Regions from separate parts of the Homo sapiens genome. Here all the other regions are linked to region 1. Evidence: chromatin loops called from intact Hi-C (ENCODE). Cell type or tissue: PC-9. All regions are shown on one strand.

The links. Hi-C counts contacts between places; a loop is a spot of excess contacts. Peaks named below come from ENCODE experiments on the same cell type or tissue, not always from the same donor. Only the 100,000 strongest peaks of a DNase experiment are listed, where the experiment ranks them.
Region 2: it touches region 1 in a loop (15-fold over the local background); 68 of 110 quality-filtered maps call a loop at or near these places.
Region 3: a loop joins it to region 1, with 4 times the contacts of the local background. A loop is called at or near these places in 5 of 110 quality-filtered maps.
Region 4: a loop joins it to region 1, with 10 times the contacts of the local background. A loop is called at or near these places in 86 of 110 quality-filtered maps.
Region 5: a loop joins it to region 1, with 24 times the contacts of the local background. A loop is called at or near these places in 13 of 110 quality-filtered maps.
Region 6: a loop joins it to region 1, with 28 times the contacts of the local background. A loop is called at or near these places in 3 of 110 quality-filtered maps.
Region 7: it touches region 1 in a loop (13-fold over the local background); 47 of 110 quality-filtered maps call a loop at or near these places.

Annotation. Positions count from the first base shown.
Region 1 is chr1:94,334,542-94,338,541 of GRCh38, forward strand. ARHGAP29-AS1 (ARHGAP29 antisense RNA 1) reads left to right here. Exons shown (of 4, transcript XR_002958338.2): 4 at 1-265. Among named protein-coding and RNA genes, the nearest start is that of ABCD3, 82 kb to the right of the region's middle. In PC-9, CTCF peaks have their summits at 1,514 (motif pointing left) and 1,713; DNase peaks (open chromatin) are centred at 1,480 and 2,640; H3K27ac peaks cover 1,423 bases.
Region 2 is chr1:94,024,106-94,028,105 of GRCh38, forward strand. It overlaps ABCA4 (ATP binding cassette subfamily A member 4), which reads right to left. Exons shown (of 50, transcript NM_000350.3): 31 at 849-943. Among named protein-coding and RNA genes, the nearest start is that of ABCA4, 95 kb to the right of the region's middle. In PC-9, CTCF peaks have their summits at 1,969 (motif pointing right) and 2,172; a DNase peak (open chromatin) is centred at 1,976.
Region 3 is chr1:94,190,346-94,194,345 of GRCh38, forward strand. The region is part of intron 12 of ARHGAP29 (Rho GTPase activating protein 29); the gene reads right to left. Among named protein-coding and RNA genes, the nearest start is that of ARHGAP29, 45 kb to the right of the region's middle. In PC-9, no CTCF peak of the experiment used is centred here; no DNase peak of the experiment used is centred here; H3K27ac peaks cover 3,808 bases.
Region 4 is chr1:94,043,969-94,047,968 of GRCh38, forward strand. It overlaps ABCA4 (ATP binding cassette subfamily A member 4), which reads right to left. Exons shown (of 50, transcript NM_000350.3): 19 at 2,951-3,125; 20 at 645-776. Among named protein-coding and RNA genes, the nearest start is that of ABCA4, 75 kb to the right of the region's middle. RefSeq lists an enhancer at 390-890. In PC-9, CTCF peaks have their summits at 1,729 (motif pointing right) and 1,928 (motif pointing right); a DNase peak (open chromatin) is centred at 1,813; H3K27ac peaks cover 381 bases.
Region 5 is chr1:94,804,067-94,808,066 of GRCh38, forward strand. The region is part of intron 1 of SLC44A3-AS1 (SLC44A3 antisense RNA 1); the gene reads right to left. Among named protein-coding and RNA genes, the nearest start is that of SLC44A3-AS1, 14 kb to the right of the region's middle. In PC-9, CTCF peaks have their summits at 1,956 (motif pointing left) and 2,157; a DNase peak (open chromatin) is centred at 1,924.
Region 6 is chr1:93,436,542-93,440,541 of GRCh38, forward strand. No RefSeq gene overlaps it. Among named protein-coding and RNA genes, the nearest start is that of FNBP1L, 9.6 kb to the right of the region's middle. In PC-9, CTCF peaks have their summits at 1,618 (motif pointing right) and 1,818; a DNase peak (open chromatin) is centred at 1,640.
Region 7 is chr1:94,461,681-94,465,680 of GRCh38, forward strand. It overlaps ABCD3 (ATP binding cassette subfamily D member 3), which reads left to right. Exons shown (of 23, transcript NM_002858.4): 3 at 3,095-3,193. Among named protein-coding and RNA genes, the nearest start is that of ABCD3, 45 kb to the left of the region's middle. In PC-9, CTCF peaks have their summits at 2,235 and 2,435; a DNase peak (open chromatin) is centred at 2,221; H3K27ac peaks cover 903 bases.

The sequences.
Region 1 (4,000 bases):
ACCTTGGAAGGAGCCAGGCAGTTTCTGCTGGGTAGGCCGCAGCCTGGAACATGGAAGTAGCTTCTTCCATCCTACACTGGAAACCACCCAGCATCCCGGGCCCTCCAGAGAAGAGCCAGACTCCCTTCCCTGGGAAGAGACTATAGTCCTATCTGTATCCTCCGTGGTCATTGCCCCTCAGTCACAGCAATGAAGAGCAAATTACCTGTTTTCTGTATGTTCCTCTGACAACAACTGCCACAGAGTAAATATGAAAGGTTCTGGATGATTCCTTGTCAGCTTTTATTAAAATTCCACATACTTGGCATTTCTTAGCTATCTGGGTTGACTCCTGGTTCCACCCCTTACTAGTTGCGTGACCTTGAAAAAGTGACTTACCTTCTCACATTCTCAGTTTCCATATCTGTCAAGTGTAGGTAAAAGCACCAAACTGGTAGAGTTATTTTGAGAATTATATGAGTTCTGAGTGAGAGGGTGCTAAGACCTTGCTGGTTAGAGTGGTTTTTCAATCCTGATCACCTCCTTCTCCCTCTTAGCTTCTTTTCTCCTCCCCCTCCTGCTTCTAGTCTAGGCTTCTGGCAATTTTGACGTAACAAAAGTGGGATTCCTTCATTCCTGACTTCAGAGCTTTTCCTTACTTCAGTATTGCATGATAATTCTCAAGCCTGTTCTTTACATAAATACAAAAAGGAGAAAGTGAAATAGTAGAGGAACCGACCGATTTGAAGGAGCTGCCACTATTTGATTCCTCCTGTTAGGACATCTGAATGACCCCAAGTTCCTGTTCTTGAGGCTGTTGTATCATATTCTTAAAAGCTATGCATGCATTCTGCTTTGAATGTGTCCCTCAGCCTCATTCTTCTCCACTTGCTGGGGGCCATCCCGCCCCACGGGAAGGTAAGTTCAGGCTCAGAAGGAAAGACACGACAAAAAAATCTTGCTTTTATTTTTGTTGTCTAAAATCATGTTTCATGCTCTTCTTTGAATAAAATCCAGGACTCCAGAGATGACCTGTTACTTTTCTTTCAGCAAGTCTCTAATTTGCCGAGGAGTAAACTTGTAATGAAAAGAAACCAGAACTCCCCAAGGTAGCTCCCCCTCACAGTCATTCCTCAAGGCAGGGGATCTTTAGAGCAGACCTCAAGAACTCCATCCTTTCTGTGAAATAGGGCTGCTAACTCAACACCTGTTAAGTATGATTTTTTAAAATATATTTTTTGTTAAAACTTTGATTAATAGAGACAGAAACTTTCACTCCAAAACCTTTGCTATGATTAGATCTAGAACAGAGACTATTTGGTCTACGTTTGAACTGAAAAGTTTGCCCTTGACCTCGTGAATTGTATTGTTCTAATTAAAGTGATAACTGCAGTATTAGCTTTTATATAATTCCAATAACCAAATCGAGACTGCCCATTTAGGTTTTCAAAAGGAATCTGTTAGCACCATCTTGTGACTATTTTGGTACCGCTTAAAGAACAAAATTTTCAGCCTGAGGCTTGCTTGTGTTCAAAAAGGCGTCTTCTCGCGCCCTCTTGTGATGTGTTACAAAACTGGGAGAAACAACAGATACAGGATAACGCCTGTGGTTCCAGGAATTGCTCTTCCTGCTATCATAGCTATTAGTGATTCTTTGAAAAATCACGGCTATTAATAAAAATCACTTCTATTAATTTTGCTTGTAAGTTAATAAAGCAAATTACAAAGCAAATATATGTAATTTGCTTTATTAATTTACAAATATAAAGTAATATGAGAAATAACAATAAAGTCTCATTGTAACCTCAAAAATGGAAATCAAGGTAGGAGGCTGAGGAGGGTGGATCACGAGGTCAGGGGTTCGAGACCAGCCTGGCCAACACGGTGAAACCGTCTCTACTAAAGATACCAAAAATTAGCCGGGCGTGGTGGCACGCTCTTACTTAGGAGGCTGAGGCAGGAAAATCGCCTGAACCCGGGAGGTGGAGGTTGCTGTGAGCTGAGATTGTGGCGCCACTACACTCCAGCCTGGGCAACAGGGTGAGACTCTGTCTCAGAAAAAAAAAAAAAAAAAACCCACAAAAAGTTAAAGCTGGCCAGCCAAAGAAAACATAAACTATACTTATGCTATTTCCTCACAGCAGCAGCACTTTGGTTCGTAAATGGAAGTGCCCGCCATCTTGGTAACTAAGCTTTCTACACACTAGGTGCTGCTCTAATTTTGTCACATGTGCATTCGCACCACAAAGAGGTAAGCCCTTTACCATAATCCTCATTTCCCAAAGAGAAAACTGAAGCACAGAGAGGGAACTGCCAAGGGCCAGTGACTGGTCAGTGACAGAGCTGGCGGGTGAAGCTGGGACTGAAGGCCAGCCACTGCAGGGGCCGAGGGAGAGCTTTCCCCTTGTTTCTCTGAAGGTTCTCTGAAGAAATCAACTAGCAAAAAGCAGGTTAATTGGAAAAAAGGCATACACATCTATTTAACATGTATATATGGGCGCCTTCAGAATGAAGACTCAAAGATAAAAGAGAAATTGTCCATTTTTATGCTTAGGTACACCACAGTATGGACAGCCATGTAGAAATATGACTGGATGAAAAGAGTATGATCCAATGCTAATAGACTGAATGGGGACGCCCAGCAAAGCCTGTCTGTCTGGATTCTTCTTGGCCTCCTGAGCACCATTCCTTCCTTCTGGGTATGGGGCAGGACCCTGTCTGGAATGGGGGGGGCGGTTATACGACTCATAGTCAAACAAGGTGGGTCAGATAATTTCTTTATAGCCTGTTTTTATGCAGAAAAGTGGAGGGAAAATTAAAGTAGTATTTTTCAGTTTTATGACTAGCTTTGGGGAGAAAAGATTCTGGTTTCTATGACCTGCCTTGGGGGCAGAGGGATTCTAGTTTCTATGACTAGCCTAGGGCAAGTATGGCACTGATAGGGCGGAAGGGCAGAGAAACGGTTTTGCTTCTAAGGGTGCTTCCAAGGCCTTCATTTTGAGGCATTGATTTCTGAGCCCCAACACACCCCTACTTCACACTACCCACGACTGTGACTTTGGGCAGGATTTTAGTGTCTATTGCCACCTGCTTTTAACCTTCATTGTTCTCCTAGCCCTTTAGCAATGTCATCTAAGCACTTGGTAAACGGTGGTGTGAGTCCTGAAAAAAGCACCTGAAAAACCTCGCATTGGAAGTGGACTTTAGGTGTGATACAATTTGAAGTGCAATATAAGAGATATTGATAAAATCTCATTTTAACCTCTAAAATGGAAACAAAGAATATCCTTCCCATTTTTGGCCGGGCGCGTTGGCTCACACCTGTAATCCTAGCACTTTAGGAGGCCAAGGTGGGTGGATCACAAGGTCAAGAGATCGAGACCATCCTGGCCAACATGGTGAAACCCCGTTTCTACTAAAAACACAAAAATTAGCCGGGCATGGTGGCACGCACCTGTAGTCCTAGCTACTTGGGAGGCTGAGGCAAGAGAATTGCTTGAACCCAGGAGGTGGAGGTTGCAGTGAGCCAAGATCACACCACTGCACTCCAGCCTTGTGACAGAGTGAGACTCCATCTCAGAAAGAAAAAAGAAAGAAAGAAAAGAAAAGGAAATCCTTCCCATTTTTTTACATTTGTTAAAACCACAAAATCTTAAAGCTGGCCAGCCAGGCAGTTGCCATATCTGTGCTGTACATTTAGGAGAAACTTGCAGGCTTTCTCAACCTTGGCACTATTGACATTTTGGCCTTCAGAATTCTGTGGTGTGGGGAGCGGTCCTGTGCATTGCAGGGTGTTCAGCAGCATCCCTGGTGTCTATCCAGTCAGTGCCGGTAGCACCCCTCCAGTCATCACAAACAAAAATGTCTCCAGACATTGCCAGATGGCTGGGGATGGGGCAAAGGAGAGGCCCCAAATTCTCCTAGGTTGAGATGGAACATACTATGAGAGAGTTGAGAAAAGGTAAAAATTAAAGTAGCATTATAGCCGGTATAATGTTAATATCTCCAAGTTGCCCTAAGG
Region 2 (4,000 bases), 310 kb before region 1:
TCACCATTTGCAGTGTGTTCTAGTTAATTAAGTCAATTTATCCCTCGTTCAGGGCTCTGGCAGGTGAAGCAACAGAAAGTCCTACTAAAGTTAGACAGGAGGTTTTATCTTAAAGCCCCAGAGCCTGTGCGGACTGGACCACGCTTCCTTAGGATCCTCTCTCCTGGCATGGCATGCCCCTGTCAAGCTGCTTGTTCTGATACGGGCTGCCAAAGCTGTTCCATCCTGGATGGGGCTGATAAGAACAGCTGGAGAGCCAAGAGAACTAGATATTTCTTGAAAAGTTCATTGGCATCTCAAAGGGCAGTGATCAAAGATGATAATTCACAGTTAGAATATGACAGCTGCAGTTGACCTGGCTCGCCCTGGCGTGTGCTGGACTCAGACACTGTCCCGCTGCCTCTTTCCCACCCTATCTTTTTCCTTTCTCTTTTTTGCCACTTACTTATTTTCTCTTTTTCTTCTACCTTTTCCCCTATACTCCTCCACCTCCCTCCAAATTTTTACTCTCTCTTTTAACTAGTTAAAATATGTGGCTGCATTTTTGAATAACTTCTATGGTCTTCTGATATAACTTTTAATAATACGTGGGTTAAAATTTAAGACTGCTTGCCCTAAATGTAAAAACAAACAAACAAACAACAAAAAAAGAATTAATCTTAAGTTACATTTTACTTGTATGTGCCTCAATTGCTTTTTATGTTGAATGGGGCCCTCAAATCAGATAAAAAAGAAAAAAATCTACTGCCCTGATCATACATAAATTGAGAGAGAAAATTATCTTCTGTCCCTAGTTAATATCTTCTACAGGGAGCCAGGATAAAAAGCATAAAAGGATTTCTTCTTACCTGCTTCTTATAAGAGCAGGATACGTTTTTACCAAGAAGTCGGAGATGTTCCTGTCCGTCAGGTCTTGTAGAATTTCCGTGCTGCGCTGTGTTCTCTGAGGCAATGAGACACCCACGTTAATTACCTTGGAACTTGAGGACTTATAAGTAGTTTGTGAAACTGCTTGTTGTCTTCCAAAAATTATTTATGGATTGAGCTGCTGAGAAAATACTAAATAAAGTACTGGCATCTCCCTAGTTCTCACTTCAATGATGTGTAACTCATCTTTGATGCCTCTTTTTTCGCCAATCCATTGACAAGACAGAATGGCGTCACTCCAAAACAAATCTCCAATCCATCTGCGTTTCTCCAGCTCCAATACTGCCACGCTACCCAAGCCACCACCTAGACCACTAGAGAAACTTCCACATGGGTCTGCCTGATTCTGTCCTTGGTCTGCCAACTTCCGTTTTCCACCCAGCAGCCAGCTTGAACTATAAAAATGTAAACCCGAGCACCTCAGTCACCTTGCTTACTTATCCACTCCAATAAACCCTGGGATCAAATCTCGACTCACTACCAAGGCCCATGTGGCCGATGTGTGTGGCCCTGCCCCTCTCTGAGCTCACCTGCCACACTCCCCTCCCTGTCTCTCGGCGAGCACCTCTCTCTCCTGGTGCAGCTTTGTGCTTGGCTGTTCACTCTGCCTGGGAACTCTACCTGTAGACCCTCTCATGGCTCGCTTCAAATTTTATTCCTCGGAGAAATGTTCCTGGTTCCAGTCACTCTGTATTGTCATGTACTGTTGTGTTATCTTCATAGCTCTCATTTCCATCTGAGAGTTTCCTCCCGATGGATCTGTTTACGTATTTGTATCTGTAATCCCCCGTAGGATATCATTTTGGTGAGAGCAGGGACTTTGCCTGATTTGTGAGCTGTTGTGTCCCCAGCACCCAGAATAGTGGGTGGCATACAGATGACACAGTTGATTTGTGACATTAATGAAAGAATTTGAATAGTTCCTTACAATTTACAAATCACTTTCAAAATACATCTAGGACTGGAAGCTAGTTCATCGAAATATTTTGGAAAATTCAAAGGTGCATGGGTTTGTCCACCAGGTGGCAATATTACTGCAAATCTGGGAACACATTCCGCTTACATTCTCATAAAAGCATTCACTCTGTCAAGGGTGCTGCCCAGAAGTAGTTGAGGGGATTTTGGTGGCATTACACCGCCGTTATTGCGCACCATTCTTTCCTTTTCATACACTTTCTATCTCCTCCCCCTGTTTTCCCATTTGACTTTCCTCTTCTTTAATTCACTCTTTTCACCTTGTTTCTCTCTCTCCTGCCAGGAGGAGAGCTGGCACCTACCGAATGCTCCCTGTGTGTCGGGCACTATGTTAAATGCCCTACATACACGATCTCACTTCATCCTGACACTCTTTGAAAGAAGAATTTTTAGCTTAATTTACAGACAGAGAAACTGAGGTTCAGAACAGTTAGCTGACTTGCACTGACTGGGCTGCAAACTTGCAGGTGGGTGGCCCAGGGCCTAGGAACTGAATCTGCCTCTGTCTCCTCCTTGCTCTTTTCACTGAGTCACCTGCTTCTCAAGCTGAAAGTGGCACTCAGACACCGGCCAAGCTCCCCTGGTGGAATCCAGGTTGGAAAAATTGCTGCTGGCTGCGATAGCTTATGATAAATTGTTTTATAAAAGTTCTGCCCAATAAAATATTTGTGTAACCCTATCTCCACATATACTAGAAGTCAGGGACAGAGTGCTTCCACCTCAGGACCCACCACATTCAAAGAATGTTAGAGCAGGGAGGGTCCCTAGAGATGACCACATTGCCCCATTTCCCAGATGAGAACAACTGATTGTCTCTGAATCAGGCCCACGCCCTCTGGACTTATTCCAGGCTGAATGAGGGATTGTGTTTGAGTGGCTAGGGTGAGCAGATGTGAATAAGAGTGTGGGTTTGTGAGTGTGTGTGTGTGAGAAAGAGAGAGAGAGAGAAAGATAGAGAGAGAATGAGAAAGAGATTGAGAGAAAGAGTGAGAAAGAGTGAGAGAGTGAGAGATAAAGAGTAAGAGATAGATAGAGACAGAGAGATTGAGAGAGAAAGAGAGAGAGAGAAAAAGAGTGAGTGAGAGAGACAGAGCGCGCACAGCTCCTGTGCATATGCGTGGCATTCAGTTTTGCTCCAATGGAAGGCACGTATAATAGTGAGGAAATGCAGAAGTGAAAGAAAATGGCAGGAACTGGCTTGCCTTTTTCTAGGACTTTGGCTGTTACATTTTGTCCAGGGACCAAGGACCAACACTACTGAAAATAAGTTTCTAAGCTGGACAGACCGCGTGGAAGTAAGGGTTCGTTTAGGAAATGAAACACCATGTAGGTAGGCTTGGCCTCCCCTCCCTCGCCCTGGCCAAGAGCTCAGGGTACAGTATCACAGCCTTGACGTCCTGATGCTGGAGGGTTTTGAGTGGAGGCAGCCACAGGAGCCCTCAGCATTGACAGCAAAGCAAACAAGCAAAGCTTCCTCTTGGGGCACAGAGGACTGAGACAAGTTCCTTGGGTCCTTCTTTTGGGATCCCTATGATGCAGCAGATGAGCTGTGATTCAAAGAGAGAAAATATTGCTTGAGAAATATAAAGATACATGCTTTAGAATATAAAAAAGAGCAGGGATCGGGTGTTCTTGGCCTAGAACCATTTATAAACCAGACTGTGATAGGTGCTGTGGCAAAATCTAGTTGCTCCCATTATTTGCTCCTCCCTGCTGCCTTAGCCATAGCCTTTTTTGTTGGGTTTGTAAGTGGAAGTACTATGTGGGAACTTCAGAAAACCTTCCCTAAACATAGCACATGTGCACACTCTGCCCTCTGTTTTGCTTCATCCTTCTTCCATTCCGCTGCCTGGAAGGCAGCTCCTGCCTTATTGGCTGATGAGGCTGAGGCCTGTTTAGTGTGGAGGAGAAAGAGAATAGAACATCGTGCACCACCCACGTAGACTTTTAGATGAGTGAGAAACAAGTTGTGTCTTGTTTTATCTGCTGTTAGTTTGGGGTTGTCATCACTTGAGTTGAATCTAATTCTAAATAATTCCTTGCCCACATGATTTCATTAAATCCTCATAATAATATTATGAAATAAGCAGTTATTCCC
Region 3 (4,000 bases), 140 kb before region 1:
CCATGCCCCAGCTGGTTCATAATTTTAGGAGATGGATGTGTTTCTGAGGATCCTCATCTCTATATCCTGATGGTCTGATCACAACTGCCTAAGAGAAAAACATGGGGAAAACACTTCCAATCAAAGAACTATTATTTAGACTGTTTTCACTTTTTCAATCCTATAAAAATAGAAATGCTTAACTACAGTACTCAGTTCTAATAATTAGATATTACCTTGAATTTATTCAAAATAAATTATTCCATTGAGTTTCACAAATGCCTAAATATATTATCACTATCATCACTTGTACTAACAACAATAGCAGCAGCTGACAAGTGTGTACAATATGCCAGACCCATTCTCAGAGTCTTACATGAATACACTAATTTGATGTTCACAAAAACCTAGGCTTTGGGTATATTACAGCAAACCGATGAGATACTGACCCTCCTGGACCTTTACGTTCTCCTGAGGGTGGTACGCGAGAGAAGTAACAAATTACGTAAATAAAATACTTTCTGGTACTGAAAAATGCTATAAATACTACATAAGAATGTCAAATTATGCAGTATGACCAGGTACGTGTTTGTGAAAGGGTATTTCCAACATGGTAAATTAGGGAAGGCTTCTCTGAGGAGGTAACATTTGAACTGCGAGCCGATGTAAGAAAAGCTTCATGGAGATCAATCCAAATGAAAGGAGGAGGTAGTGCAAATGTGAATGCGAAAGAGCTTGTCATGCTCAAGAAAGAGATGAAAGGTCAATATGGTTGAAGTATATGGAAAGAGCTGGAGCTCTGGTTTAAGATAAAGCTAAAAAAAGAAGTAGTCATCTGAACTATGGCAAGGTGTCTGAATTTAAGAGCAACAGGAAGCTGGTGGAGCATTTTACACAAAGCTGTAACATGATCTGATTTATTCTTTAAAATGACACTCTGGCTTCTTTGTGGGGAAGGTATTTAAGGGTAGCAATCTGAATAAGTGCTAAATTTCGATTAGCTTAATGTTATTTCAAAGACTGCCATGTTTCCTCTTCATCTCTCTTGATATACCAGATGATAGGATAATTAGCCTCTAAGTCCTTTTCAATGTAGACAGGCATTCCCTAAGGATACTTGACTCTGCATAAATAGTATTTGAAAAGTACAGATAACAGAATAAATAGCTTATTTGTGCCCTAACTTCTTCAAGAAACAAAGAAAATTCAAACTGCATAAGGTACAGTTTAATTCTAGCAACTGGCTATGTTAGAGCATTCTCCAGCTAAAGGTAAACTGCTTACTCTCTTGATCCTAAAGGTAACTTGCACGCTAGGTGACCTTCATCAAGTTATTTATAATTTATTTAAACCAGTGCATTGAAAAAGTTAATGTGCAAATGAATCACCTTGGGGATCTTGTCCAAATGTAGATTATGGTTCTAAGGATCTGTGTTGAAACCCAAGATTCTGCATTCCTCATAGGCTCTCAAAGTAATGGCAATATGACTGGTCCAAGGACCGCATCTTGAGAAGGCTTTCTAAACTTTAGTTTTCTCATCAGTAAAATGGAGCTAAAAACTTGATAGGATTTTTGTGAGAATTAAATGAATTAATGTAGACCATGAGCTTAATACACTGGCAGGTACGTAGTCAATCTTAGCTATTATTAGCTATTGTTTGAGGTGAAGAGAATTTGTCAAAAGTAAATGGCCTAAATGACTTCTAAGGTAATTTCAAATCCTGGATTTTATAATTCTTTTAAATCCTTTCATGATTCTTTAAGTAAATAATATATTAATTAATCAAAATTTGGAAAATAAATGAGATACAATATTAAACACTCAAAAATATTTTAAGGAAGTTTTCTGGTTCAGATGCAGTAAGCTAACTTCTCCCGTCTCCCACTGAATTCACCTAAAAATCTGAACAGAATGCACAAATCAAGACTCTGAAAAGTAAATGGAAATAAACTACAATTCAAGGTATGACCTATCCAGTGATAGGTCTACTCCTGCCCTCTTTTCCAGCCCATGCTCAGCTCCTACCCAATTCTCCAATTCCCAAAGTACAAACTGAGTGCAGACAGAAGGAGCTCCAAGAGAGGTCCTTTCTGGCCCAAGGAACAAAAGCGGGGAGGGGTGATGGGAGATGAAACTAAAACAGTAGAAGAAAACTCCCTGGTTTCTTTTGTATATTTATTTTCTCTCCTGCCCCAGACCCCAAGCAAGTCCAAATCCCTAAGACACAATCTTATGGGAGCAGCAATGATGGCAGTAGCAGCTGAGGAGATGCCAAAACTCTGATGGAAATCCTTGTTTATGACCAGATGAACTGTAGTCTAGAGTGAGAGGGTCTGAAATTTCTGTTACTTTTTTCTCTTTATCCTCCCCACACTTGGCCCTGGAGAAGAGCAGAATAGGCAGACCTAAGCCCCCAGCCAGAAGATTAGGAAGGGAGTCACGCAGAAGCTGGAAAATGAACCTAACTGTATCAAATGGCTGCTAAAATTGAAAAAAAAAATTAATGCTCAATATAGGTTATAAACAGGACCCAGAGTCAATAAAGTAATGATGAAAATATCTAGGATATCATTCAAAATTACTTGTCATACAAAGAACCAGGAAAATCTCAACAACTCGCAAGACAAAAGACAATAAAAAGACACCAACCCTGATACAGCTCAGATTTGGGACGATTAGATGAAAAATCTACAACAACTATTACAAAGGTTTCAAAAAAGTAGAGCAAACAATCTTGAAACATGGAAAAACAGAAGAAGTCTCAGCAAAGAAATGTAAGATATAAAGAAACAAAAGGAAAATTTATTGCTGAAAAATAAAATATCCAGAACAAAAAATTTACTGGATGAACTGTATGGGAGAATGGGGATAACCAAAGGAAAAGAGACTGTGAACTTGAAGACAGATCAACAGAACACTATAAACAACCAAGAGGAAAAAGCTTTGGGGAAAAAACAGAGGACCTCCAGAACTGCAGAAGATTAACAAAAGCTCTAGTGTTTGAGTCACTGCCTGTCAGAGAAAGAGGAAAAAGAATACTACAAAAAAAAAAAAAAATTGAAGAAACAATAGTTGAAAACTTCTCAAATTTTTCAAGAGTCAAACTTGTAGATTCAAGAAGTTCAACCAATCCAAAACAGGAAAAACAGCAAAAACCAGGTCTAGATACGTCTTAAACAGATAAAATCCAAAGACAAAAAAAATCCCACAAAAACAGCCAAAGAAAAACACATGCCACAATTGGGGAATGATAATTCATATGATTACTGGTATCTCATGAGAAACTACGGATGCCATAAGGCAGTGGAACAATATTTTTAAAGCAGTGAAAGAACTGATTTCTGTATTTAGAATTCTATATCCAGTGAAGGTGTCCTTCAGAAATAAAGACGAAATAAAGACATTCTCATATGAAACACAACCAAGTGAATCCATTACCAGCAGACCTGCTATAAAATAGTGGTAAAGGAAGTTCTGTAGACAAAGTGTTACCAGAGGAAAGATGGAACCACTAGAATGCAAGAAGAATGAATAGAAATAGTAAATAATAGACTACTTTTTTCCTCTTAACCTCTTTATAATATGTATGACTTTTAAAAGCAAAAATTATGAGAGTCTGGTGAGGTTTTCAACGTATATGGATGTAATTTACATATATCAAATACAACCCAGATTAGGTAAAGGAACTTCTACGGTGGTGATGCTTCTGTGTTCCACTTGAAGTGGTAAAAAACTAGTTCTAAGTAGACTGTAAAAAAATTAAGTGTATGTATAAATATAGATAAGTGTGCAACCATTTTTTTTAAACTTGGCTATTTATAGAATAATCTATTTTAGGCTGAATTGTCCTAGTACATGTTTTAATGCATCTAGCATTTTCATAAAACTCTGGAAGCCACATTAAATGCTCGGCTTCTTCAACAGTTTTTCACAGTTCATTACTACACTTTCAGGTAACTAGTAATCTCAGAACTTCTATTTCTGTTCCATGAAAGAGATAATTTTTTTTTTACCAGAAT
Region 4 (4,000 bases), 290 kb before region 1:
CCTATATTTACTTCCTCCCTCCTTCCCTTTCCTTCCTCCTTCCCCTTCCCTTTTCCTCCCTCCTGTTCCCTTCCTTCTCCCCTCCCTCCCTCCCTCGCTTCCTTCTCCCCTCCCTCCCTCCCTTCTTTCCTTCCTTCCTTCCTTCCTTCCTTCCTCCCTTCCTTCCTCCCTTCCTTTTTTTTCTTTCACAATGACTATGCGTAGCTTCTTAGATAAGAAATAAAAGATATCTTATTGGGGAAAAAAAGTAACTGAAAAGCCCCCTGAAAAGTTTGCCTTTCAGGCCGTGGCTTCAACAGGAAAAAGGAACAATGGTTCTCCTGTCTTTGGTCCCAGAGAGGAAGTACTTCAGGGCTGCACAAGGGGCTCGGGGATCGATCAGCTGCTCTGTCAGAGCGAAGGCAGCCTCACCCTTCTGAGGGAGGAGCCCTCAGCTCTGAGCAGCAGAGGCAGAGTCCCATATTCTCAGGGACAATTCTCACTGCAAGTAGGACAAAGGACTTTAAACATAGGGGAAACCAAATAAGAGTCTGTATCTCTGCCTGTGCCCAGGCCTGGCACCCCTGAGCTGGGCTCTAGAGAAGTGTGCTGGGGGCAGAGGTGAGGAGAGGGGATGGGGCGGTCTCAGTTCCTGTGTCGCTTACTGGTGGAACAGGATGTTGTGCTGTGGACACATGCCAAGGCTCTGCCGGACTGCATCCAGGCTGGTTTCAATGTCCCTTCCCCCAACGAGCACAGTCCCAGAGGTTGGTGGCAACAGACCCGTCAGGATGGACCTGCAGAACACAGGCGTCAGTGGCAGAAGAGATGGCCTTTAGCAACATGCCTTAGGAGGGCCACCCCCACACCAGGTTCAGTGAGAACTCTCACAGATTCCTGCCTGGGGCTGTCAGTCAAACTCAAACCCCTATTAGCTGTGGGGCCCCCTTAGCACCAGTGTATACATCCAGGCCCTAATGCAGAGGGCCACCTCTGCCATCCTTCTCTGCTTCTACTTGTTTCATGGTGCTCCCAGGCCAACGCCGAGGGCCTTTGGGATTCCCAGCCTCAAAATGTTCACGTGCAGTCACAGGTGTCCCCAGCTCAGCCATCACGGAGCCTGGTGTTGGAGAGGATCAATAAAAGGTGTTCGGTGCATGACTCGAGGCGTTGCCTCCTGGGTGAGCAGTCATGGCTATTGAAAAGCCAGGTGTCATCATCATAAAGCCCGGGTAAGGTCTTGATGAAGGCCAGAACCCTAAGCAGTCCTAGGCATTTGCTGATTAATTGATCGAAGCCAGGCATGGGAATTACCACCACCAATATTAGCTTTGGATCCAAAACATAAAAAGCCTCAGAGCAATGGTGGGCTTTTTTTTTTTTTTTTTTTAAATGGGAACTATGACTCCCATGTCCTTAGGTTGTTGTAAGGCTTAAATGAGTTAATACACTTACAACATTAGAACAGCGCCAGCATAAAGTAAAACTCAAAAATATTATTACTGTTAGTATTAAACATTGTTTTAACCCCTGGGGGAAGTTGCATGTCAGCAGCCGATGAAGTAATGTGTTTGCCTTTGCGGAGCCCTGGGGTCCTGGAATTTGCTTCCAGCTCTCTGACCATATCAGTTAGCATGGAGAGAAAGCAGATGGATGCAGGGCCGCCACACCCAGCTCTGTCCCTGAGTTCTGATACCATCTCAGGCTATCTGAACTTGTCCTGATGGAGAAGCCGAAATCTCCGCGATCAACCACTAGAGGGAAACAGAACCAATTAGAATGGCACCGGCCCCACATTCCATTCACACTGAACCGCCCTAGAGAACATTCCATCACAGGGTGTACACGCTGTTGTTCCTTCCTGGGGCTCTCCAAAGGACTTGAAGACTGTGTCACGTGGGTTCGCTGCCCCCTGCGAGGTCCGTGTCTGCTGCTCCTTGGGAAACCATGGCGGGCCGTGTTCTCCTCTCAGCAGATGGCGCTCGGGTCCCTTGGAGGAGAGTGGGGCGCCTGCGGAGCTGAGAGATCCGCGCAGAGCCCCTTTGCCTTCCCTGCCCTGACCTTCTGTTACCAGGCGGTTACTCCACAAGCCCCTCTAGAGACTGATTCTTTTTTCACTTTCTCCAGAACGACCACTAACCCTCATCAGCTGATGTTGAAGCCTGCCTAATGATTGGTAGGAAAAGGAATGTTCCTTGAAAATAGCAGGACTCGGCCTGGTGCGGTCGCTCACGCCTGTAATCCCAGCACTTTGGGAAGCTGAGGCGGGCAGATCACCTGAGGTCAGGAGTTCGAGACCAGCCTGGCCAACATGGTGAAACCCTGTCTGTACTAAAAAAAAAAAAAAAAAAAAAAAATACAAAAATTAGCTGGGCATGGTGGTATGCACCTGTAGTCCCACCTACTTGGGAGGCTGAGGTGGGAGAATCGCTTGATCCTGGGAGGCGGAGGTTGCAGTGAGCCAAGATCGCACCACTGCCCTCCAGCATGGGTAATGGTTACTATCTCAAAAAAAAAAAAAAAAAAAAAGAAAAGAAAAGAGAAAGGAAATAGGAGGACTCTATAGCTTCCATGCACATGATGACAGTGGCCATGACTTGATCACCACCATGGACTGTTGAGATGGGGGGAAAGACTCAAGGTGTGAGAAACAAGAGGCAACTGTGGTGCCTGGCTTTTGCCCCCGCTGAGCCATGACAACTTGGTGGCTTCAGGAAAGTCACTTCAACTCTCTGAATGAATGTCCACTTCCCCGGCACACAAAAGGGGCAATAAACGTATTCTACCTCCCCATCAAGAGAATACATATTAGTGATCTTTGAATACTGCAGAAAGCTTTTACACATTTTTGGGGCCGCAAATATTTGTCACTAAAATTTGTGGGAAAGAGTAGACAGCCGCTGATAGGGAAAGACTAAGCCAGGAAATGACAGGCTAGCATGGCAGCCAGCTTCTCTGCTGGAAGACTCACAAGGTGGTGGTTTTCCCAGCTCCATTGTGGCCCAGGAATGCGGTGATCTGGTTCTCGTAGAAGGTGATGTTCAGACGGTCCACAGCTGGCCGGCCACAGGGCTCAAAAATCTTTACCAGATTCTTCACGCATACCCCAGGAACCCACCCTGGATGCTCACGTTCAAAGAAGGAGTCTTGGAGGAAAAAAAATGAACATGATGTAAACATAATGCCTAATTACATGGCCCCAGGGCTCTGTCTCCAGGCCCTTGTATTCTGCCTATAACGTCACCTGCCCCTGTGGCTTCGGCTATCACCGTTGCAAGGAAGACTCCAGAATAATAATAGTAATACTAGCATCAAACGTTTATACAGCACCTCCTATATGCCAGGCACTGCTTCGACTGCTTTACACAAATTACCTCAATGTACTCTTACAATGGTCCTAAGGGGTAGACATTTATTAGGCTCATTTCCATAGTCCAGGAAACCTTAGACACAGAGACATCAAGCGTCCTATTAAGGACACATAGGCATGAGTGGCAGAGTTGGGATTTGAACCCAGAGCCCATGCTTGTCAGAATGCACTCACTGTCTATAGGGAGAGTTGGCCCCAAGCTCAACCTTGGTCCTAGGCCCTCATTGCCAACAGTCCACGGGGCATTTCCTCATGAATTTCTGGAAGCGGCTTAGGTTCTTCATCTTCCCAAAACAACATCTGCCTTCAGATTCTCCCATGACCTTTTCTGGACCGCCATTCTCTTAGTCACCTTGGCTTGAATCTTTGAGTTGACTTTGACTAAGGCTTCTTGCTCCTCAGAACTCCCAGGTTTTCCAATAGGTGGGTAGGGCAGTCCACGCTTCCTCATCACCATCCCTCAAACCCCACTCCCCTCCTTCTTCCTCCCATGCCCCCTCCAGTGCAGACCCTCACCGAGTGCTCTCACTTCTCCCTGACCTCCCATCTATCCCTGCTTCATTTCACCCTATATGGCACAGCTTAATTTGTCATCTTAATACTGTAGCTCTAAGCATTTCTTTCCCTAGGGGGAAAAAGTCCACTGTTTCT
Region 5 (4,000 bases), 470 kb after region 1:
TTAGGGGTTAGGGCTTCAACATATGAATTTGGGGGGACACAATTCAGCCCATAACAAATGTGAACTTTTAAAAAGTTAACCTCAGTTATCGAGAACTCTTGCTCACCAATCTAGAATCTCATTTTCTGACAGCCTCACACAATGGAGTTGGCACTTCTCTGGCATCGTTGTCATGCCAGACCCGTTCATGACTGTGGCAGAAGCTCCTGCAAGTGCAACAACTTGTGAAAGATGCACAACATGGGGTGGGTGGGGAGCAGGAAGGACAAAAAGAGCCAGAGCTGCCTGATTGTTTTGTTTTCCCACTATCCAATAAGCAAATTAATATTATTATATCTGCAGCACTAGTCTATAGGAATTCATATTCTAGGTCAGAGTTATTGCTTTTTTGTGTTCCTATAAATGATATATACAACTTGTTTTAAGACAGATTCTGTGCCCTGCCTTTAGAGATCTTAATCTAGTCTGGGTGGGCCCAGGATCTGCCTGTTTCAGCAACGCCCCAGGAGATTCTGTCTTGGGAGCCACGCTGCTAGTGGTGATAAAGCAGTGCCGTCTGGGCTGTGCACCAAACAAGGCCCCAAGACCCACAGCTCCCAAGTCAATCAGCTGATGGACTTTGAGTCAAATCAGCTGATTCCTTGAGTTGTACAAGCACATTCTCCTAATTTGCTACAAATTAAACAGGTCTGTTTCCTATTTCATTGTTAACCTAGGCTTTTAAAATTTATATAACATTAGCTATGGGTTATTGAACCTATAATAACCAAACCAGTGGAGGCTCACGCCTATAATCCCAGCACTTTGGGAGGCTGAGGCAGGCGGATCACTTGAGGCCAGGAGTTCGAGACCAGCCTGGCCAAAATGGTGAAACCCTATGTCTACTAAAAAATTAGCTAAGCATGGTGGCACGTGCCTGTAATCCCAGCTACTTGGGAGGCTGAGGCAGGAGAATCGCTTGAACTCAGGAGGCAGTGGTTGCCATGAGCCAAGATTGCGCCACTGCACTTCAGCCTGGGTGACACAGCGAGACTCTGTCCCAAAAACTAATGACAATAACCAAATCAATAAGTTGCTTTGGGGCCAAGTTATAGTATAGGCAAACAATAACAATTTTGCAAATTAGCCATTGTTATCACCGTTTTAAAGATGGGGAAACAGAGGCTTACAGAGAATAAGTAATTTTCCCAAGATCACACAGTTGGCAACTGTCTGAACCTAGTTTCGAACCCTGAGTCAGCTCAATTCCAAAGGTCCAGTGATTTCCAGACAACTAAATAATGCACCATTTAAAATTCTTCAGTAAGAACTTGCAGTCAGTGCTTTTAGTCTATACAGGATATCAGTTTGTTCCAGGCAGTGCTAAGATGTGTAACAATATTGAATGTCTTTCATTTTAAGACAATTGTAAGATTTAATGAGGACATCAGTGTAATAATAGCTTTGGGGAAGCATAAAACACCACAATAAATATATATGTCAAATATAAGATGCCTCACTATTTGGAAATGTTAAACATTTTGTGAAAAATAAAACATAAAGATGGTCGGCTGGGTGCAGTGGCTCACACCTGTAATCCCAGAGCTTTGGGAGGCCAAGGCAGGAGGACTGCTTGAGCCCAAGAGTTCAAGAACAGCCTGGGCAACATAGCAAGACCACCTCTCTACAAAAAAATATAATTAAAAAATTAGCTGACCATGGTGGTGCACACCTGTAGTCCTAGATACTCAGGCGGTTGAGGCAGGAGGATTGCTTGAGCCAGGAGTTCAAAGGTACAGTGAGCTATGATCACACCACTGCACTCTAGCCTAGGTAACAGAGCAAGTCCCTGTCTCAAAAAAAAATAATTAATTAAAATAAAGATGAGGGAAAATACCCTAGAATCAATGAAGAAAACCACACAGTTTGTCTTGACAACACAGCCACTGGCCTGCAGTGCCATCTGCTGTAAAGAAGTGGCAACTACAGTAGCCCTCAATGCCAGGGTTTTACCAGGGCAGGAGGGCTAGTAACCTCTTCGTTACCCAGGTGTCTCAGAGTGCCAGTGTCCACGTCACGGATATGGAATAAAGGGGGAAATACAAATAAAAGTAAAAGATAAGAGGAAGAAAAATAAAGAAGATGGAAGAGAAAAATAAAAATAAAATAGGGAGGTGGTGTCATCATCCCTGTCATTAGGAGACTACCTCTTACCCGCCAGGTATTTTGCACATTTTATCTACAACCTATTTTGTTGATCTGTCTTACCAGGGGCTTGCCTTTTTTATTTTTCCAGTCTTTTCAAAGAACAAGCTTTTATTTTTATTGATCATCGGTATTGCGTTTTTGTTTTGTATTTCACTCATTTCTGCTAGCGTTTCTTCCCTCTACTTACTTCGGATAATTAGTTTCCATACATATGCCATGTGATTTTAAATCCTAGCATTTCAGAGCTGGAAGGAGATCAAGAAAAACCTGGCTCTCCTCTCTCATTTTACAAAGAGACCCAGAGAAAGAGGAAATTTGCCGTATGTCCTACAGCTGGTGCCTCGTTTCCACACAGATGAGTAATTGCTCCTCCTCCATTCATACCATGTTCCCCTCTTCCTCTTCTTTCCCTCCTCCCTTTCCTTTTCTGCTTTCCCTCACTCAGAACAGAAAAAGATAGCATTGTTGTGAGACAGAGTAGGCGTGGGACTGGGCCTCCCTCCCCCGTGCCCCACCAAGGACCTTTACTGCAAGCTGGTGGGGACCCCAATCAGACCATTCAGACCTTGCACCATAAATCTTGTTCAAGACGCCACACCCACTGATTGGAGGGTCTTGAAGAAGCTAAAATAAGCAGCTCTCACCATCAATCCTACTCAAGGGAGTTAACCCTATCTCCCGCATGCCTCAAGGCCAGAAGAATGGAGTAATCTTTAACCTTAGCTTCATTATGGTAGGAAAAATCACACCCAGGGGTGAAGATTGAACATGCTAATGAGACATGTGACATGTGAAGAAGCATGTTATGAACTGCACAGGGGCTAAAATTTCCCCGCCTCTACATACCTAAACATCACTTTCCCACCATAGCCCCTTTAAAACTGCCTCTCTAACTCCTCCAGGGCCAGCCAGACTCAGTCTCTCTCTCTCTCAAGCCTTGTTTAGGAAAACTCTTTTGGCCTCGGGTCAATTTCTATTGTATTAAAAGCCCAAGAACCCATGGCTGGTAACAGTTGGACTGATAAAATTCAGGATAAATAGGCAAACTTCCCCCTTAAAAGATCTAAATTTAAAATCATAGTGCATCAAATTTTGTACATTTGTGCTGGAAGTTAGTGGTTTTCCTGTTTTTACAACACTACACATGTACTCCAAATAGACAAGGTTACCAAATGCAAACAAATTTTAGAAAACAAAATTCAACCTGCCTCTTTAGAAGCTTATACTTGTACCTATTAAAAATGGTGATATTCAGCTGGGCATGGTGGCTCACACCTGTAATCCCAGCCCTTTGGAAGGCTGAGGCGGGCAGATCACGAGGTCAGGAGATTGAGACCATCCTGGCCAACATGGTGAAACCCCAGTCTTTACTAAAATACAAAAAATTAGCCGGGTGTGGTGGTGCATGCAGGTAGTCCCAGCTACTCGGGAGGCTGAGGCAGGGAATTGCTTGAACCCAGGAGGTGGAGATTGCAGTGAGTCAAGATTGTGCCAATGCACTCCAACCTGGGGACAGAGCGAGGCTCCGTCTCAAAAAAAAAAAATGTTGACATTTATTTCAGATATTTGGCAAAAAACAAAAATAGATGGTATCTTGGCAGTCAAAATGTAAACATAGGCCAGGTGTGGTGGCTCACGCCTGTAATCCCAGCACCTTGGGAGGCCGAGGTGGGTAGATCACGAGGTCAGGAGTTCAAGATCAGCCTGGCCAATGTGGTGATACTGCGTCTCTCCTAAAAATACAAAATTAGCTGGACGTGGTAGCAGGCACCTGTAATCCCGGCTACTCAGGAGGCTGAGGCAGGAGAATCAC
Region 6 (4,000 bases), 900 kb before region 1:
CCCACCTTAGCCTCCCAAAGTGCTGGGATTACAGGCATAAGCCACCATGCCTGGCCCCTACAAAATCTTTTACACAAATGTTCATAGCAGCTTTATTTGTAATATTTACAAGTATTTTATTTGTAATATTTACAGGTATTTTATTTGTAATATTTACAAGTATTTTATTTGTAATATTTACAAGTGTTTTATTTGTAAAACAAAAAGTAAACTATTCTCCTTTAGCAAGTGAATGGATAAACAAATTGTGATATATCCACCAAATAGAATACCACTCAGAATTAAAAGAAATTATACAGCAACAACATAGATGAATTCAAAGTAATCACAGCAGATAAAAGGAGCCAGATGATGGTGTACATACGGTATGATTCTATTTATAGAAAAATTCTAGAAAATCTAATCTTATCTGTAATCAAAAGCAAATCAGCAGCTGCCTAGGGACAGAGTGGGATGGGAGAGGTGGGTTTGGATTACAAAGGGTCATAAGGGCATTTTTGGGAGTGATGGATATGTTCATTATCTTGATTTTTGTGATGGTTTCATGAGTACATACATATATCCCTTTATAAATGTGCAGTTTATTGTATGTCAGTTGTACCTCCGTAAATGTGTTAATACAAACAAAAACAATTGATTCCATTTGGATTAAAGATAATAAAAGGGGTTGGAGCATTTTGCTGGAGGATGAAACTATATTCATCTTGGTTACTTCATAAGCAAACTGGATTTGGTGGGGGCAGGATGCTTAAACAAATATAAGCAAAGCTTCCTCTTTTCTGTTTTTTCTTCATTTTTTTTTGGCTTTCCATAGATGTTGCTGAAACACACCAAGAAGTTGCTAGCTGTCTTAAAGGTCCTTTTAGGGGACTCTGCTTTAAAAATATTTGCTTAAAAAATATCTAATTAACAGTTGAGGCTCAGAAGTGATTATTTTCAACTTAATAATTTTTTAACTTTCTCTCCCTCTCCCTTTTTGTTTTTGTTTGAGACAAGGTCTCTCTCTGTTCCCCAGGCTAGAGTTCAGTGGCGCGGTCACGGTTCACTGCAAGCTCTGCCTCTGAGGCTCCGGCGATTCTCCCACCTCAGCCTCCCAAGTAGCTGGGACTACAGGTGAGCACCACCATACCTGGCTAATTTTTGTATTTTGTTTTTAGAGATGGGGTCTCACCATGTTGCCCAGTCTGGTCTCAAACTTCTGAGCTCAAGTAATCTGTTGGTCTCGGCCTCCCAAAGTGCTGGTATTACAAGCGTAGGCCACCATGCCCAGCCAACTTTCTCTTTTGGTTGTACATATTGTGCTACTGCCTAATATTTTCTGTACTAAGTGGGCTGTAATCTGAAAGGACTATAATGTATGGTCAAAGAAAGAATGAAAATTGCAGTAAGGTCATGAACTTCTTACATGAAGAAATGAAAAATTCTGTTTTATTTCAGATTTAACAATCCTAATTGAATGCATAATATTTGCATGATGTCCTAATATTTACACTGAGTGCAAACAATAAATTCTACTATAAAGCAGTCCTGCAAATTGTAGCCAAAATCAATGTTCTTTTGCTTACTGCAGGGAGACTGGTTCTTTTTACTTCTATATAGTTCAACATTCTTGCCATTAGATGGCAGTCAAAACTAATGCAATGATTAAACTCCTCTTCAAGTTTAATAATGATTTGCATAGGTACAACATGTTATTCAGTGGACATATTTATAAAAAGTTCTGTGAAAATTGAAAGACATTGTCAATGATCTAACATTCCTCTTGGTAACCAGGCATTTTCCAAGGTAAATAGGTATCCCAAAGAGATCAGGTCTTTTTTTAAAATATGCTTTCTGAAAATTTGGAGTATAACATATGTACAGTAAAATGCAGAAAGCAACGTCAGTTCGAGGCATCACCACAAAGTGAAAACACCTATATAAGCATCACCTAGATAAAATGAAAGAACGTTACCAGCATCTCGGAAGACTCCCTTGTGCTGTCTCCCAATCATTACCTTCTCCCTTCTCCCCAGAGGTAACCATTATCCTGACTTCTGACATTATAATTTAGGTTTTCCTATTTTAAGAAAGTTTATAAGTGTTATTATATATTCTTTATGTCTGGCTTCTTTCACTCAATATTTTTGTTATTTTTGCTTGTAGGTATATTTCATTCTTTTCCCTTGTGGTTAACAAATTTTATTATATGAATATACCACTATTTATCCATTCTACTATTGGAAATTTGGGTTGTTTCCAGTATTTAGCTATTATAAATAATTTTCTGTGATGAACATCCTTGCATGTGCCTTTGGTGCACATAAGAATGTATGGCGTTTGAGTATATACCCAGGAGTAGAATTTTTGGATTGCATGGTATGCAATATTGCCAAATAGTTTTTCAAATTTGTATCAATTTACACTTCCACCAGCAGTGTGTGAGAATTTCTATCATTCCACATCTTTACTAACACTTGGTGTTGTCGATCTTTTAAATCTCAGCCATTCTGGTAGACAGGTAGCGATATTTCAGTAGGGTTTTAATGTGCATTTTCCTCATACCTAATAAGGTTAAACACTTTTTGAATATATTTTCTTACGTTAAGTGTTGATTCATGTATTTTGCCAATTTCCCACCATGTGGTCTATCTTACTGTTTTGTAGGAACTCTTTATATATTCCCCAGATATGAGCCCTTTGTTTGGTATATCTATTACTAATACATTTTCCCATTCTGGGTTTGTCTTTTCATTCTCTTAAAAGCACTTTTTGGTAAATTTTAATTTACTCATTTTATCAATTTTTTCCTTTATGGTTAGTTCGTGCTTTTTGTACTTTGTTTTAAAAACCTCTGCCTATACCAGAGTTGTGAAGATAGTCTCATATGACATGTTCTAGAAACTTCACTGTATTAACTGTGAAACTCTGTATTTTCACAAAATTCAACTCCAGGTAGATTTTAGATCAAACTGTGAAATACACTTGTTTACTATTGCTTGCAGTCATGTAACTTGTGGCATTCCTTTCTTCTGGGCACAGGAACCAGAAATAGGATACTAAGAGCAGAGAATAAAAATTTGTTTTTTCTCAAATTGTATGTTTGCCTGTGAAGAAATTCTTTCTTGCCAATTTTGCTGAAATGGAGAGAAGAAAGGGTACGCAAGAGACACCACTTCTTCAGGTTAACTCCAGGAGAATGATCTAGAAAGTGTTCTAGGATACTCAGCTGGGCGTGTTTTCTTTTTGCAGATTGAATCCTGAAGTATTGTAGTCAGTCATTCCTTTAACATTTAATGACACCTTTTTTTTTTTTTTTTTTTTTTTTGGAGACACAGTCTCGCTCTGTTGCCCAGGCTGGAGTGTAGTGGCATGATCACAGCTTACTGCAACCTCAACTTTCTGGGCTCAAGTTGTCCTCCCACCTCAGCCTCCTGAGCAGCGGGGATTATAGGCACATGCAATCATGGCTGGCCAATATTTTTATTTTTTGTAGAGGCAGGAGGGTCTCACTATGATGCCCAGGCTGGTCTCAAACTCCTGGACTTACGCTATCCTCCTACCTTTGGCATTGCAAGTGCTGGGATTATAGCCATGAGCCACTGCACCTGGCCTTAAATGACATTTGAGTATAATAGTGAAGATGAGATAAATTGTGAACAGGCAGGGTGTCTCCTTGAAGCAGTCTGGGTAAATTGCTATGAGAGCACAACACTAGGAAGAGTTTCCAGGGGTAGCAGATCCTTGTTACTCCTGGACCCACCCACTAGAAGTGCAGAAAAGGCAGGTTACTTCATAGGTGGATAAGCAAATGTTCAGTTACCCTTCTGTGTAATCTGGTGGCCAAAAACATTAATTAAGAGTCCCCTCTCCTGAACCTTCAGCTTAAACACTGAGCAGCTTCCTGTCTCACCACACCTAAGCGGAGATTTGTTTGAACTCACCGCACATGAGTCCTTAAACAGAACCTCTCCAGCCTTGCTCGAAGTGAGTCATTTATTTTCTGGGTCTTTCCTGGGAG
Region 7 (4,000 bases), 130 kb after region 1:
TTCATTGAATAATTTTGCTATGATTTATGTAATATTGGTGTACATCAGGTTGTTTTTAATTTTATGGTATTATAAACGAGTACGATGTTTTTATTTGTGTGGCTAAGCATATGTGCAGGTATATTTGTAGGGTAAGTTCCTGAAAGTAAATTTACTGGGTTATTTTACATTTTACAGTCAGTGTACATTTTACATTTTGATAAATGATACATAATAGTTGTACCAGTTTTCACTTTTCCCTACAATGTATAGGAATACTTATACTCTGTCAGCACTACATGGCCTCTTATTTTACTGCTATTTCAAACATCTTTTTCAGTCAGTCTCACCTACGGTGATTGACGTATCAATAGGAACTTCTCATTGTACTTTGACCTTTGTTACCTTTTGAATTTTAGGTTTTCTTTTTTCCTTTGTTGCATTATTACTTCGACTTCTCAAATAGCTTTTAATGATTTGTTTGCTTTTTCTATAATGTTCATGTTAAACTTATATCACCACAGTGGTCTTTTTTTTATATTTAAAAAAATTATTGGGAAGTTTAGAAGTGGGAAAAGTGGTCTTTTTTTGTATTTAAAAAAATTACTGGGAAAGTTTGGAAGTGGGAAAAGTTCATTGTGAATTTAAAATGAATTCTTAGGAAAGGCTAGTAATATTATGTACTGCCTCTATAGTTACTCTTATTTAGATTGGTTTCAGGTAGAGTTTTGCTGTGATCAAGATTCCTGACATCTCTTTGAATTCAGCCCTTCTGAGCCAGCCTCCCAGTCCAGGTGATCCTTTGCAGAAAACAATGATAATTTGGAAGAATATAGTTAGTTCCTTTCATGGATTGAAACGTAATGAAAATCCATCAGGTTTCAGTCAGTTTAAGGATAGGGAAAGTGACAATAGGAACAGAAGAAAATGAGGAGGAATTTTATACAAGTTAGCAACTAATATTTTAAAGTGTTTCAACGTTACTCTCTTGTAATTCTTTTTTTCTAACTTTCCTCATTGTTTGTCTTAGATCATTTCTTTAGAGTAGCTAGAAACAGGTGGTCCTCTGTTTAACTCAGATGTCCATTTCACCTCAGGATTGTGCCACTTAAAGTTCCAGCTAGCAATAGAGAAGGGTGTTGCCTACAGGTAAGGCAAGGTGAAGTGAGGAGGGAGTGGTGATGGCGATAGGAGGAAGAACAAGTAGTTTAACTTCTTTTTTTAAAAAGGTAGTTAATATGTATCACCTTTTCTTTACTCTTTTCTTCCTATGTTTTCTGGGTTTGGGGAAAATACAAACAGATTAGGTTGAATGTGTAAGGTTTAGCTTGAGGAGAATAGGCTAGTTCAACTAACTGGACTGTGAGTGGGGCTTTTTGTCTGTTTTGTTTGCTGTTGTGTGCTTATCATTTGGAATAGGGTTTGGATCAAGTAGTTGTTTGTTGAATGAATGAATGTAAGCATGTATGAATTAAGTAGACTGAGCCTGTAACTCAGTAGGATGAGGTTTGCAACTTTGTCTGAAAGACCTGAAATGCTGAGTCTCTGTTCCAGCAGTTGCAGGGTAGGTGGATTCTTTTCCAGTTCCTCCTATTGTAGTCTTTCTAGTCTAACCCTATAAACACAGTGCCTTCAGACTTCCTTTTTTGGCCTACAGTTCTGCACTGCACTCAGTGCTTATTTCTTAGGATTATGTCTATAAAGCCTTAGCACAGTGTCTGACACATAGTTGGTAGTTATTATTATTCTAATTCAGTACCCAAACAGTTCACTTAAGGCTCATCAAGTTAGATATTTATTTAATCAAAGCACATTTACATTATAGCTAACTAATAGCGTTACTCTACTAATACAAACAGGTATTTGTTTGTCAGGAGCACAGTAGTTAGCCAGATAAGTGAGCTGTGATAATGGAGTTGGGGAAAGGGTTAGTCAGGGAATTGGGGTTTTTCTGGAGTGTCTTGCCTTTTCCAAGAAGTTTCCCCTGTCCTTCCAAACAGTCCAAGAGTAGTAAGTCTCGTCACGTGTTTCCTTATCTTTGCAAATGGTTTAGTACTTCCATTTTCATGGAGCTAGTGAAAATGAAAAAACTCTTGAGAGAGGTAAGATTATCTTCTTTTAAATCCCTCTACACTCACAGTAAGCTCTCAATCTTTACTGTGGCTTCAAGGCTCTGTCCTTTATAAGCCCTGCCTACCTTTTAAACTTCTCTCATTCTTGTTCCCTTTGCTACAGCAATACTGCCATCTTGCTGTGAAATGTGCACACCGATTTTATTTCCAACACTGTATTTTTGTGCTCGTTGTTCCTTGTGCTTCACTCCCTCCCCTCTGCTACCCACTTTAAATAATCACATGGCTTTTTTTTATTTATGTCTAAGCTTAAATGTCAAGAGACTTTTCAGACCATCCTGTGTGAACTGTTCTTTTTTTTCCCCTCATGACCCTGTCTAGTCTGTCTGTAATAATTTATTTATTGGTTTATTTTTTGTCTATGTTTCTCCCGCTAGAATGTGAGCTGCATAAGTGAAAGAACCTTGTCTGTCTTTGAATTTTATGAGGAAGAGAGAGTGAATTGACAGACTGTATATTGGAAATGTTAAATGGTAAATCTAGGAATCCAAAAGTTTCCTCTATTTAATATCAGGCAAAATTCTGTTCAGGATTTTTTTTTTTTAAATATGGTGTTAATCAGGAAGTGGCTAATACAAAACTCAGTAAACCCTTGACCTTTTTTCAGCTGTCTCTCTGACCTCGTCCTCTGTGATGGTACCTTCCTCACAGCTCCAGCCAGGTTGGCCATTTTGTTCTTCCTCAAGCACGTTGCAGGTGTTCACCTTGGTATTTTGCAGTTGCTATTTCTTCTGCTTGCAGTTTTCTTCACCCAGATAATTGTGTGGTTCCAGAACTCACTTCCTTATTCAGTTTTTAGATAACATTGTTTTCTCAAAAACATGTTTGAATATGAGGAGCAGTGTAAGTATGCAAGTCTGTGTTTTGTAAATTCAGTTTTTATCTTGATAGCTGTTTATGTTGACTTAGATGAAACATGGTTCTTTAATTTTATGATATGTTTGTTATAGCTATCTTAAAAGGGCTTCTTTTTTTTAATGCAGAAAGAGGGGAAAAAGGAGCGAGCTGTGGTGGACAAGGTGTTTTTCTCAAGGCTCATACAGATTCTGAAAATCATGGTCCCTAGAACATTTTGTAAAGAGGTAAGTCTTATGAAATTATAATCTTAAGTATATTGGGCCGTTCTTTAATAAAATACCTGAGGCTGGGTAATTTATAAAGAAAAGAGATTTAATTGGCTCCTGGATCTGCAGGCTGTACAAGCATGGCACAGCATCTCCTCCACTTCCGGGGAGGCCTCAGGAAGCTGGCAATCACAGCTGAAGGTGAAGGGGGAAGCCAGTGTCTCACATGGTGAGAGAGGGAGCAAAGGGCCAAGGAGGTGCCACATACTTTTAAACAACCAGATACATGAGAACTCACTCACTGTCTGGAGGACAGCACCATGCCATGAGGGATCTGCCTCCATGACCCAAACACCTCCCACCAGGCCCCACCTCCAACACTGGGGATTACATTTCAACATGAGATTTGGGTGGAGACAGATACCCAAATTAAATTATTAAGTGTTCAACTTTCAAGGTTATGTAAGATTAGAACAGTAAAATCATAACACTTTGGTTATACTATAGGTCAAATGTTTTCTCTGTAGGTCAAGAAGATTACTAAATTTTTGTCTTTAAATCATCACCTGTCATACAAAAAACCTTGTTCAGTGCCAGTTTTTAAATAGTTTTCTCTTGTTTCTGAAGTATTATTTCATTTTATTTTATGTGAAATGCTAGGGTACTGCCATACAGCTACCCTAAATGGTGTTGCTTTGTTATAGTTAAATACTGTTGATAAACACTAGATTAAATTTCAAAAGACAAACCCTTTTATTACATTGAGATGTTAACAAGTCACATTAGTGTGGAGTATATTTGATTAAATATTTTTAAGATATGCAA